Linked DNA regions of Homo sapiens: region 2 is linked to region 1. Evidence: chromatin contacts called from ENCODE Hi-C or POLR2A ChIA-PET data. All regions are on one chromosome and are shown on one strand. Each heading gives the region's core, a stretch centred on a gene start or an enhancer-like site at or near the end of the contact. The rest is flanking DNA. Distances are from core to core; before and after follow the strand shown.

Region 1 (4,865 bases), core at 1,712-4,211:
TTTCTATGGGAAAATGAAGAAATCATGATTTTTAAATAAATGATTTACAACGTATTTTTATAGCACAATGACTATTTTGTAAAACAAGTCTTTCCAATATTTTACTCAATCTGTAAAACTTCTATCTCTGCTCCAATTCCAAAAATTGCTTTTCTCATAAAATTCACATCTTCCCACTTCCACTTCATCTCAGCCTCTAGTCTTCTGACATTGCCCTTCTTTCTGTTCTCTTAATCTGGCCTCTCCAAGTTTACTTCTTTTCCAACCTAGCCTGGAGACAGTGCTCATTTCCCTATACCTAAACTATCCCCTACAATTATTTCACCCTGTTTGTAGACCAGCTGATCTTGTTTTTATCAATCTCCATAAACTGTATTATTTTCTTCACTTCTCTTGGACTACCAAATGCCACTTTCAAAAGCCACATATCCACGCTCATTGCGTGCATTACAAATATCTACATCCAGTGAAAGTTAGACTTTCAATGCTGCTCGGCAATTAATCCCTCATTTGATGATTCCTTTTTCCGTTCCCCATGACTATTGTTGTAAATCCTTATTACTCTCCTTCAGTTTCCAGGTCTAGCAGTTAGCCTCCTCCCGCTCTGCAAATGACTTAACAATCTACCTTGCAGAGGATATAAAAGCCATGAAATACAATTATCCCCAATTGCTTGCTTCTCCGTCTCTCCACACCTTCACCCAACCTCTCCTCCTTTTGGCTTATTATAGAGTGTCCATGCTGCTAATCCCTTAATATGTTGTAGGGCCCAGACACTATGTTATATTTCTTCCTAAGCCCAAGCCACAATGGCACTGGCCAGTTTACTTTTCTATCTCTGGGCTTTTGTTCATGCAACCTTCTTTTCCTAGAATTCTCTTCTCCCTAGGAAATTACAATTCATCCCTCAAGATTGTGCTAAAATGTCATCTTTTCTGTAAAGTAGCCCCCTCCCTGCAGCCGCCCCACGCAAAGAGTAATTTCTACCTCTCTAACACTTCCCCTCTACTTCATAAATACGGCATTTATGAATTGTATTTTCTAGCTAGCTGTATTTTATCCCCTATTAAAAGTAGGACCATGTCTTAATCATCTTTGTATTCCTAGAACTTGACAAACTAGGCATTTAACAAATGCTTAAATTCACTAACATGACAGCTATAGCTCCTCCAAGATTCCCCTTTCCTAACTTTCACATCTATAAGCAAATGTCCAGGTTCAAAATCTACCATATTTGCTTCCCTATTCCCTTATCAACATGAAATCTGCTACCACATTCTGCGATTTCCCCCCATCTACATGTAATTTATTCCTTTCTTTTCGCACTGCAAATATACTGACCCAGGTTCATATCAACTTTACTTAACCCTACAAAATCTGGTTCTCTTTGCAAGGTCCCACAACCCTGAACAACAAGATAATTTTAAAAGACAGTTTGTATCACATCACGCTTTTACTCAACGTTTTCCTAATGTTCTCAAAAACATTCCACTCCAAACACTCTGTTCATTTTGGACATCAAATCTTCACTTTGGTACTTTCCATGTAAGGAATATCATCTCCGCCCTATCCAAACCCTAATTACACTTCATGGTTTACATGAAGTTGATTCAATGAAGATCTTAATCCAAAGTGATCTCTCCTCTAAATTTCTACAGCACTTACTGCATTTGCCGTCTAATGGGCTCATTAAATCATAAGCTTCTCTATCTCAAGAATTCTCTTAAAGAAGGGAGGGATGTTCATCATAGTTTTGTGTTTAGTGGATACTTAAATATCTATTAAGGTAATTAGAACTGAATAGTAAAAACTGGTCAAATGAATAATAGGGACCAACGTTTACCACATACTCCTTCTCTGGCTAAAAGCAACTGAGTGTACAGTAAGAGGCAAAACAAGACAGGATTGGGCATACCTCATAAAGGAGTTAGCCATAATGAAAAGCAGTATGTGACTCTTCATTCATTCAGCAAATACTCATGCTTATTAGGTGGCAGACACTATTCTAGGTTACAGTAGTCAACATGACAGATATGTTTATGAAGACCTGAAGCCGGGTGTTTCTATGGCATTTACATCCTAAGAGTCGAGTGATTAACTCTTCAGTCTTTACGGTACTTTTCTGAAAGTCAGTAAATAAATCCCTAGAGGTCCTCTAAAATTATTCTCCAGGTCTGAGAACCCATATCTGACCACGTTCCAAAGGCAGCCATCCACTGCTTACTCTGTACTGGTTGTTTCCTTCAGCTCAGTTGGACCACCACACTGTGTGACAAATAGCCTGTCAGTGTGAGTGCCCGTGTGCATTGGGCCCTGTATGCTGCTGAGATATATTAATGCATGAAGCATTGCCATCTAGAAGATATAACTGTGCAAGGAAATAGAGAAATACACTTAAGAGATTTGGCGGGGGGTGGGGGGGAGTTGGGGTTGGGGGGCCGGGATGTGAATTTGGACAAAGAGGAAGGCACAGTCACGCTCTCCTCTCCTGGACCACGCCAAAGAGCTTACGATCAGGGTCATTTTGCACAAACAAAATCTGGTTCCGATGGGCGGAACCGTAATGGGGCCCGTGAGGACTGCCCTCCCAGCTCCGCATTCTCCTAGACCCGAGGACAAGGGACTGGAGAATGCTCTGACCAAACTTCGTCTTACCGGGACAAACGGGGAAAGGAAGGTCAGAAGGAGCGGTGCCCGACCCCAGGCGTGGAGACAGCAGCCGGACTGAGGAGCCGCCTTAGACCCTGGTGCCTGTCAGCTCGTCTGTCCGCCGCCGCCGGGACTACCGGGCAGCCGCGGCCGAAGGCTTACCGCAAGGCCGGACTGAGCCTGGCTGTGCCGAGGCGGGTCTTCCAAAACGGAGACCGGATGGGGGCCACTAGGATACGCCCCTCAATAAAGCGTTGAACGGGAAGCGGCCGTTCCCCCAACACTTCCTATATCCGGGCACGTGACAAACTCCGCGCCGGAAGTTGACCGCGTAGAGAAGGAAGAAGCAGCGATGGGAGAAAAAGGGAGCGGCCAATAGACGCGGAGGGGCGGGGCGCCAACCGACGGGCGTGGCCAGGCGGAACAAGGCCTCATTGGAGGGGCGTGTCAGGGAAGGGCAGGGGCGGGGCCTTTGTGGCACAGAAACTGACTTGGGAGTTGGGGATTAAGAGTTATTTATTCAGATATTTGCAGCAATTCATTTAAGAAGAAATTCGATTAAATGTTTTCTTTTTTCATACGTAAAGCTCTATTAACTCTAGATCTTTGCTACTTAAACTTTGGAGAGCTTAAATGAGTTAAATCAGAATCCCTGCGGGTGGGACCCAGACATCAGTACTTTTAATATCTTCCCAGATGATTCTCATATGCAGCTAAGGTCAAGAACCATTGTCCTCATGACCTTGATACTCAAAGTGTGGTCCGTGGATCAGCTGCTTGGGTATCATCTGGGGGCTTTTTAGGAAATGCAGCCTCTCTGGCTCACTTCAGATCTACTGAATCAGAATCTGCATCTTAGCAAGATGATGCTTATGCATATTTAAGTTTGGGATGCATAAATGATGCCAATGTTGCTGGTTGCAGGTAGGTGTTTTATTTATTCAATATTCCTGGCACCTTTTTTTTTTAATGCTAGGCACTTTGATTCCAGGTACAGAGGTGATTCAGGCATGAATCTTAACCTAAAGGAGTTCACAGTGTGGTAGGACTAGACAAGGTGTAGGTACAAATATATATAAAATAGGACACAAAATAAGTGACCAAAGAGAGGTACAGATCAGATAAATGTGCTAGAAATTTAAATGAGCAAACAGTAGTTAGAATACTTTTCACTTTCATCAAATGACTTCCCTTTTAAGAGCAGGATCTGGTTATATCTTTACAAAGACCCTTTCCTGCTTGGCACCGGAATGCTTACTGTGGACACTCTATGACAATTGCATGTGTTTTTTGGTCCTATTATCTTTCTTTTATTTACCTGTATGTTTATAGCCCTCCTCAAAGTTGGGAAATGAATTGCATTTCAGAAGCCTAGATCTCTTTCTTGAACCTCAAGATTTGTGTATATACTGCCCATCGCCTGACATTTCCACTTGGATGTCTTATAGACACCTCAAACTTGTGTGTCCAAAAATTAAATTATCCTCTCTCCTCTTGGATTCCCTGCAAAGTGACACTTATATGCAATAGTTTATTTGGAAATTTGATCCCAGGGAGCAAAATGAGGGAAGAGGAAGAAGACAAAACAAAAAGGGAGATGCAGTATAAGAATGTGTTACTGAGTTGGTCATCACCATATTTGAATGTTTTCTTAGTCCCTTAGGACCTTCTAAGAAGCTTTATGAAATGAGTCTCAGAACTGTCCATTAAAGGAAAGAACGGAGGAAGCATTTGTATGTCGGCTCCTGTCCTCTTTGATCGAAGGTTAATGCCCTTGGGCATTAACTACTTCACACTTACAAATCGCACAGTTGTGAATGCCAAGCTGACTCCCACATCAGAGACATGCTGGGGCAGGAAGTGAGAGGAGAGGTGCTGGTATTTCGCACTTGTTCAAAGGTCATCAAACCTGCTCCGAGCAGGTTGCTGCAGCAGTGGTTAGAATAATAGGCTGAAGGGATTTGAAGTCATGGCCTAAGTTGCACAGAAGGACATAGAAGGTGTCCATATCTTGCAGCACTCTGATCTGCCTGTGTGCTCTGTTATGTTCAGTCCTTCACAGAGGTCTCTTCAAGGTGATGGCCAGCCACAATCTCAGCAAAGCCTTAATATAAGAGAGTTAATAGAATAAGCTTCAGTTTTTACTGCTGCATCAATGTCAGGACCATACTTGTATTAACTCCCTCTTCCACTACCCATTCTAATTTTCCCTCACC
Region 2 (5,006 bases), core at 2,407-4,906, 330 kb before region 1:
CCCTGTGGCAGTTGTTTATGCTGCCCTTTGTGTTCCCCAGCACTCTGTGCAAAACTCTCTCAAATATCACTAATCACACTTCACCCGGTTATCTGTTTACATATCTGAATTCAATTTGATAAAATTCAATTCCCATTGCAATGCCCTAAGTATTTGCTAGGGCAATGCTAGATTCAAAGGTTCAATGGCAAATTCAAAGCCTCTGGTTGTTTTTTTTTTTTCTTGGATAGGGTCTTGCTCTGTTGCCCAGGCTGGAGTGCAGTGGCATGATCATGGCTCACTGCAGGCTCAACCCTCTAAGCTCAAGCCATCCTCCCACTTCAGTCTCCCTGTGAGTAGCTGGGACCACAGGGGTGCGCCATCATGCCTGGCTAATTTTCTAAAAATTTGTGGTTAGAGATGAGGTCTCACTATGTTGCTCAGGCTAGTGTTGAACTCCTGGGCTCATGCAGTCTTCCCGCCATGGCCTACCAAAGTGCTGGGATTACAAGCATGGGCCACCGTGCCTGGCCCCCTGGCTTTTAGAAGCTACATCCTATCATGGAGGACAGACAAGATACAACTACTTACAGTTCTCTGTTAAGAGCAGGAGAACCTGAGGCAGCAGAGAGGTGACAGGAAGGAGGAAGTGACCATGAACTCCTGAACAGTATGCTTACTTCATATCCTCACCCCTCAGCACAATGTCTGGCATGTAAAAAGTTCCATGCATGTTAATGGAGGGAGGGAAGAGGAAAGGAATCAACAAAATGCCCCTACCCCATCCCCATCTCTCTGCTATTTCTTGTCAAACTAGTTACTCTAAAGTTGGTGTTTTCAAGCTCCTGGAAGAGATATCTTAGAGCATAGAGTTGATGATTCAGTCCTCCCTAGCATATAGTACAGTATACAACAATCACATTTGATGGAGACAAGTCATCGTTTGTCCTGTGTTTAACTGTGGTCCCATGGCACCTGTTCATAAACACTACACTCCCAGGAAGTCTACAGGAAAGAGACTTGCAGACAGGTTGCATTTGCTGAACCACTAGCACTACACCAACCTAATTCTTAAGTTCTGTATTATTAGACCAAGAGCTCTTCTACCATCACAAAAGGATTTAGCTAGAATTTTGCTTCCCTCAGAACCTCATTTGCCATCCAGTTTCCCATTTCTCTGCCAGCTTCATCTGTGCAACTCATCTTGGGTTACGTCTGGCAGATGGAGAGAGGAATCTCATTTCAAGTCGCTGCTGTCTGCATCCCAGAGCCCTCCCGGAGCAGCCTCTATTTCACCAAGGACAGAAGAAAGGAGGGATGGGTGTGATCAGCCTCCCCAAGAGATGACAGTGTAAAGTATTCCTCAAATTTTCATCTTCAACGGCTAGTATCATTTAACTCCCTTGGGAGAGACTGCTTTGTTGCCTAGGCTAGCAATATAATCTCCAGCTATCCCAATGCCAAAATATCAATTACAGGTTCATCTGGATGATGGGATAAACTGAAGTTCAGACCACTAGAACAATGACATAAGTCAGGGGTGGGGAGACAGGGTGCCCAAGGGGATTGAGCCCCATGGTAGAAGTGAAATAAGGTGAAGTCAAATTCTCCATATCCTTGCAGATTAAGTAACTAAATTCTAAACTGCTATCTGTCTCATGAAGAGAAGTCCACCAGCAACTAAAGCGAAGCAGGTGTTCTGAAGGGGTTTTCTTTTTGGAGGTCCTAATTAGAAAGATAATATTCCCATAGCACCCCAGCTCTCCCAGCAAAATGACAGGAGAAGATTGAAAAAATAAATGATTGGTAATAACAATTAAGCATTTTACCAGTCACAAAACATCACAGATTGTACAATTTGATTTATATAAAGTATCTAGAAACGGTAAATTCATAGAGACAGAAAGATTGGTGGCTGCCAGTGGCTGAGGGGAGGGGGAAATGGGGAGTAACTGCTTAATGGGTACAGTGTTTTATTTTGGGGTGATGAAAATGTTTTGGAAAGAGACAGAGGTGACGGGTGCAAAACAGTCTGAATATACTAAATGCCACTGAAGGCCGGGTGCGCTGGCTCACGCCTGTAATCCCAGCACTTTGGGAGGCCGAGGTGGGCAGATCACGAGGTCAGGAGATCGAGACCATCCTGGCTAACACAGTGAAACCCTGTCTCTACTAAAAATATAAAAAAATTAGCCGGGCGTGGTGGTGGGCGCCTGTGGTCGCAGCTACTCGGGAGGCTGAGGCAGGAGAATGGCGTGAACCCAGGAGGCGGAGCTTCCAGTGAGCTGAGATCGCGCCACTGCACTCCAGCCTGGGCGACTGAGCAAGACTCCGTCTCAAAAAATAAAAATAAAATAAATAAACTAAATGCCACTGAATTGTTCACTTTAAAATGTTTAATTTCATGCTATGTGAATTTCACCTGATTATTTTTAAAAGTGTTACAATTAAAGGACTAATTATTTCTCATTGCTCAACAATCTACCACTACTGGGGAAAAAGGAGGATCTTGTTTCCATTCCATAGTGATAAGAGGGATTAAATAAGTCTTTAAATTCTAGTATCAGTCATCTTTGGGGCTTTCCTGTGAAAAGCCGAGTACTTACCTGAATGTTGGTAGCAGAGAAGTAATTCAAACCAATGACCCCAGATTTGCCTGGCCCATGTAGTCTAACTTCACAATCAACAGCTGCAGGAGTAGCAAGAGCAGCAACTATTTATCTGCAGCTACGAAGTGCCAGCTAGATAACCAAAAGGCAATCGAGGAGACCTGTGTTAACTAGACTCTAGAACCCTAGCCAGACCTGTGTGATGGAGGTATGTCCCAGGGAGTCGCATTTGGTGGCAGTAACATCAGACAAAGACTAAGTGTCGTTTTAATTCACTAGAATATGATGACCTTGCTATTTCCACACACTTCCAGGACAAAGAAAATAAATGTTGGCCAGGCGTGGTGGCTCACGCCTATAAACCCAGCACTTTGGGAGGCTGAGGTGGGTGGATCACCTGAGGCCAGGAATTTGAGACCAATCTGGCCAACATGGTGAAACCCCATCTCTACTAAAAGTACAAAAATTAACTGGGCATGGTGGCACATGCCTGTAGTCCCAGCTACTCGGGAGGCTGAGGCATGAGAATCACTTGAACCTGGGAGGCGGGGGTTGCCGTGAGCTGAGATCGCGCCACTGCACTCCAGCCTGGGCGACAGATCAAGACTCTGTCTTGGGGGAAAAAAAAGAAAGAAATGTTAACAGAGAGCAGGAGGATCTTTAGATGAGAGGCAGCTTTTTTTCCCCTTCTTTATACTAAGATGAAGATCCAAAGCAATTTGCTGTTAAGCGCAAAGAGAAGCACAAAAGCTTAGAGGGAATAAAAACACATTTAGAACAGAGGTTAAAAAAAGGACCTTGAAAGGAAACTACAAGGCTATGTAAACAAAAACATGGTTGAATGCAAACTGAGGAAAAGCAGATGCGGGCTGCCCAGGCTCACATGACACCTTCCCCTTTCACTTCCACATGGCACAGTCAGAGCCAAAGACAAACAGGCCCCTGAAGCCCTCACCAACCAACCTCCGAACCACGCACCTTGCCTCATGCTCTAGTTCGTGAATCTTCCTGGTTTGAGGTCAGGTATGGTCTTCCTACTATGGCTTTGTCTCACCTCCCAGACTTAACACAACACTTAGCTTTGAGCACTTGCTTTCCTTGACCAGGATTTAGACATTTCTCTAGCATGACCGCCAGTGGTCGCTTCTTCTACCTTCAGCCTAACTCAGGATGTCCCTCTACACCACGTGCCTGTGCAGGCATGGAAAAGTGCTCAGCTCTGTTTTGGTGTAGCCTTCCTTTTCTCGCGTGCAGTCCTCAAGACCATGCCTAAAATAAGGTTCTAGAGTTGACTGCAGTGATGCAGCTGCAGGCCAAGGAACACAAATGGCTAGACGGCTGCACGTTTAGAGGGAATCTTTAAACATAATGAAAAGCCAAAATATATTCAAGGCTTTCAAAATCCCCTAATTCTTTTTATTTTATTTTATTTTATTTTATTTTATTTTATTTTATTTTATTTTATTTTTTGAGACGGAGTTTCACTCTTGTAGCCCAGGCTGGAGTGCAACGGCGCAATCTTGGCTCACCGCAACCTCCGCTTCCCAGGTTCAAGCAATTCTCCTGCCTCAGCCTCCGGAGTAGCTGGGATTACAGGCATGCGCCACCATGCCCGGCTAATTTTTGTATTTTTAGTAGAGACGGGGTTTCTCCATGTTCATCAGGCTGGTCTCAAACTCCCAACCTCAGGTGATCCACCCTCCTTGGCCTCCCAAAGTACTGAGATTACAGGCATGAGCCACCGCACCCAGCCAAAATCCCCTAATTCTATTGCAAGAAACCAACGGAATCAGGGAGCCATACACACACACACACACACACACACACACACACACACACATATCTTTTTTTTCTACGTTGTATGAGAAAAAATCATTTAATTCCATCACAAAATGTTCTACATATGTTTTTAAAATTACAGTATTACTTCCCTGGAAAACTTCCTAAAAGAGGAAAAAAGCATCTATTTCCTAAGTCTGTCATGCTAGAAGGAGGAATGGCTTCTGATAGGAAAGCTGAGGTAGAACATCAGTTGTGAGCTCTCTTGGAGTTAAGCAATTTGGACAGGGACTGCAACGTCGTATGTGTGCAACTCCTACCCTGTGTCAGGGCAGTGTCTTGTCAGCTCCAGCCTGATATCACGGCCCTAGTAGCACATAAGCAGCATGGTGAAATCACACTGACGATCCTCCCACCTCAGCCTCCCGAGTGGCTGGGACTGCAGATAGCTAGGACATGCCTGGCCTAGACCTGGCTGGTTTTTTTTTTTTGTTTCTTTGTTGTTGTGTGTTTTGGAGTTGTTGTTCTGCTTTTTTTGTTTGCTCGTTTTTGAGACAAACTGGGTCTCACTCTGTCACCCAGGCTGGGGTGCAGTGGTAAAATCTCAGCTCACTGCAGCTTCAACCTCCCCTGCTCCAG

The links. A loop is a pair of places that touch in the nucleus more often than their neighbours do. ChIA-PET counts read pairs that join two places held with the same protein, here RNA polymerase II (POLR2A). Pooled maps may share reads with other maps.
Region 2: a map with no recorded cell type shows a loop between it and region 1 (6-fold over the local background). The contact joins the enhancer-like site here to the promoter of EXOC1 in region 1. A Hi-C loop is called at or near these places in 1 of 37 single-sample maps with no recorded cell type and 5 of 50 pooled maps. POLR2A ChIA-PET finds 5 or more read pairs at or near these places in 1 of 52 experiments (OCI-LY7).

What each region holds. Positions count from the first base shown.
Region 1 is chr4:55,851,744-55,856,608 of GRCh38, reverse strand. EXOC1 (exocyst complex component 1) reads right to left here and starts at 2,961. Exons shown (of 19, transcript NM_001024924.2): 1 at 2,656-2,961. RefSeq lists a silencer at 3,070-3,169.
Region 2 is chr4:56,182,286-56,187,291 of GRCh38, reverse strand. All of the region lies in intron 2 of CRACD (capping protein inhibiting regulator of actin dynamics), which reads right to left. Among named protein-coding and RNA genes, the nearest start is that of CRACD, 140 kb to the right of the region's middle. Within about 2 kb of position 3,656, at least 2 of the 41 ENCODE cell types and tissues checked have a DNase peak (open chromatin) inside an H3K27ac peak, as active enhancers do; they include OCI-LY7, where a contact is called at or near this core.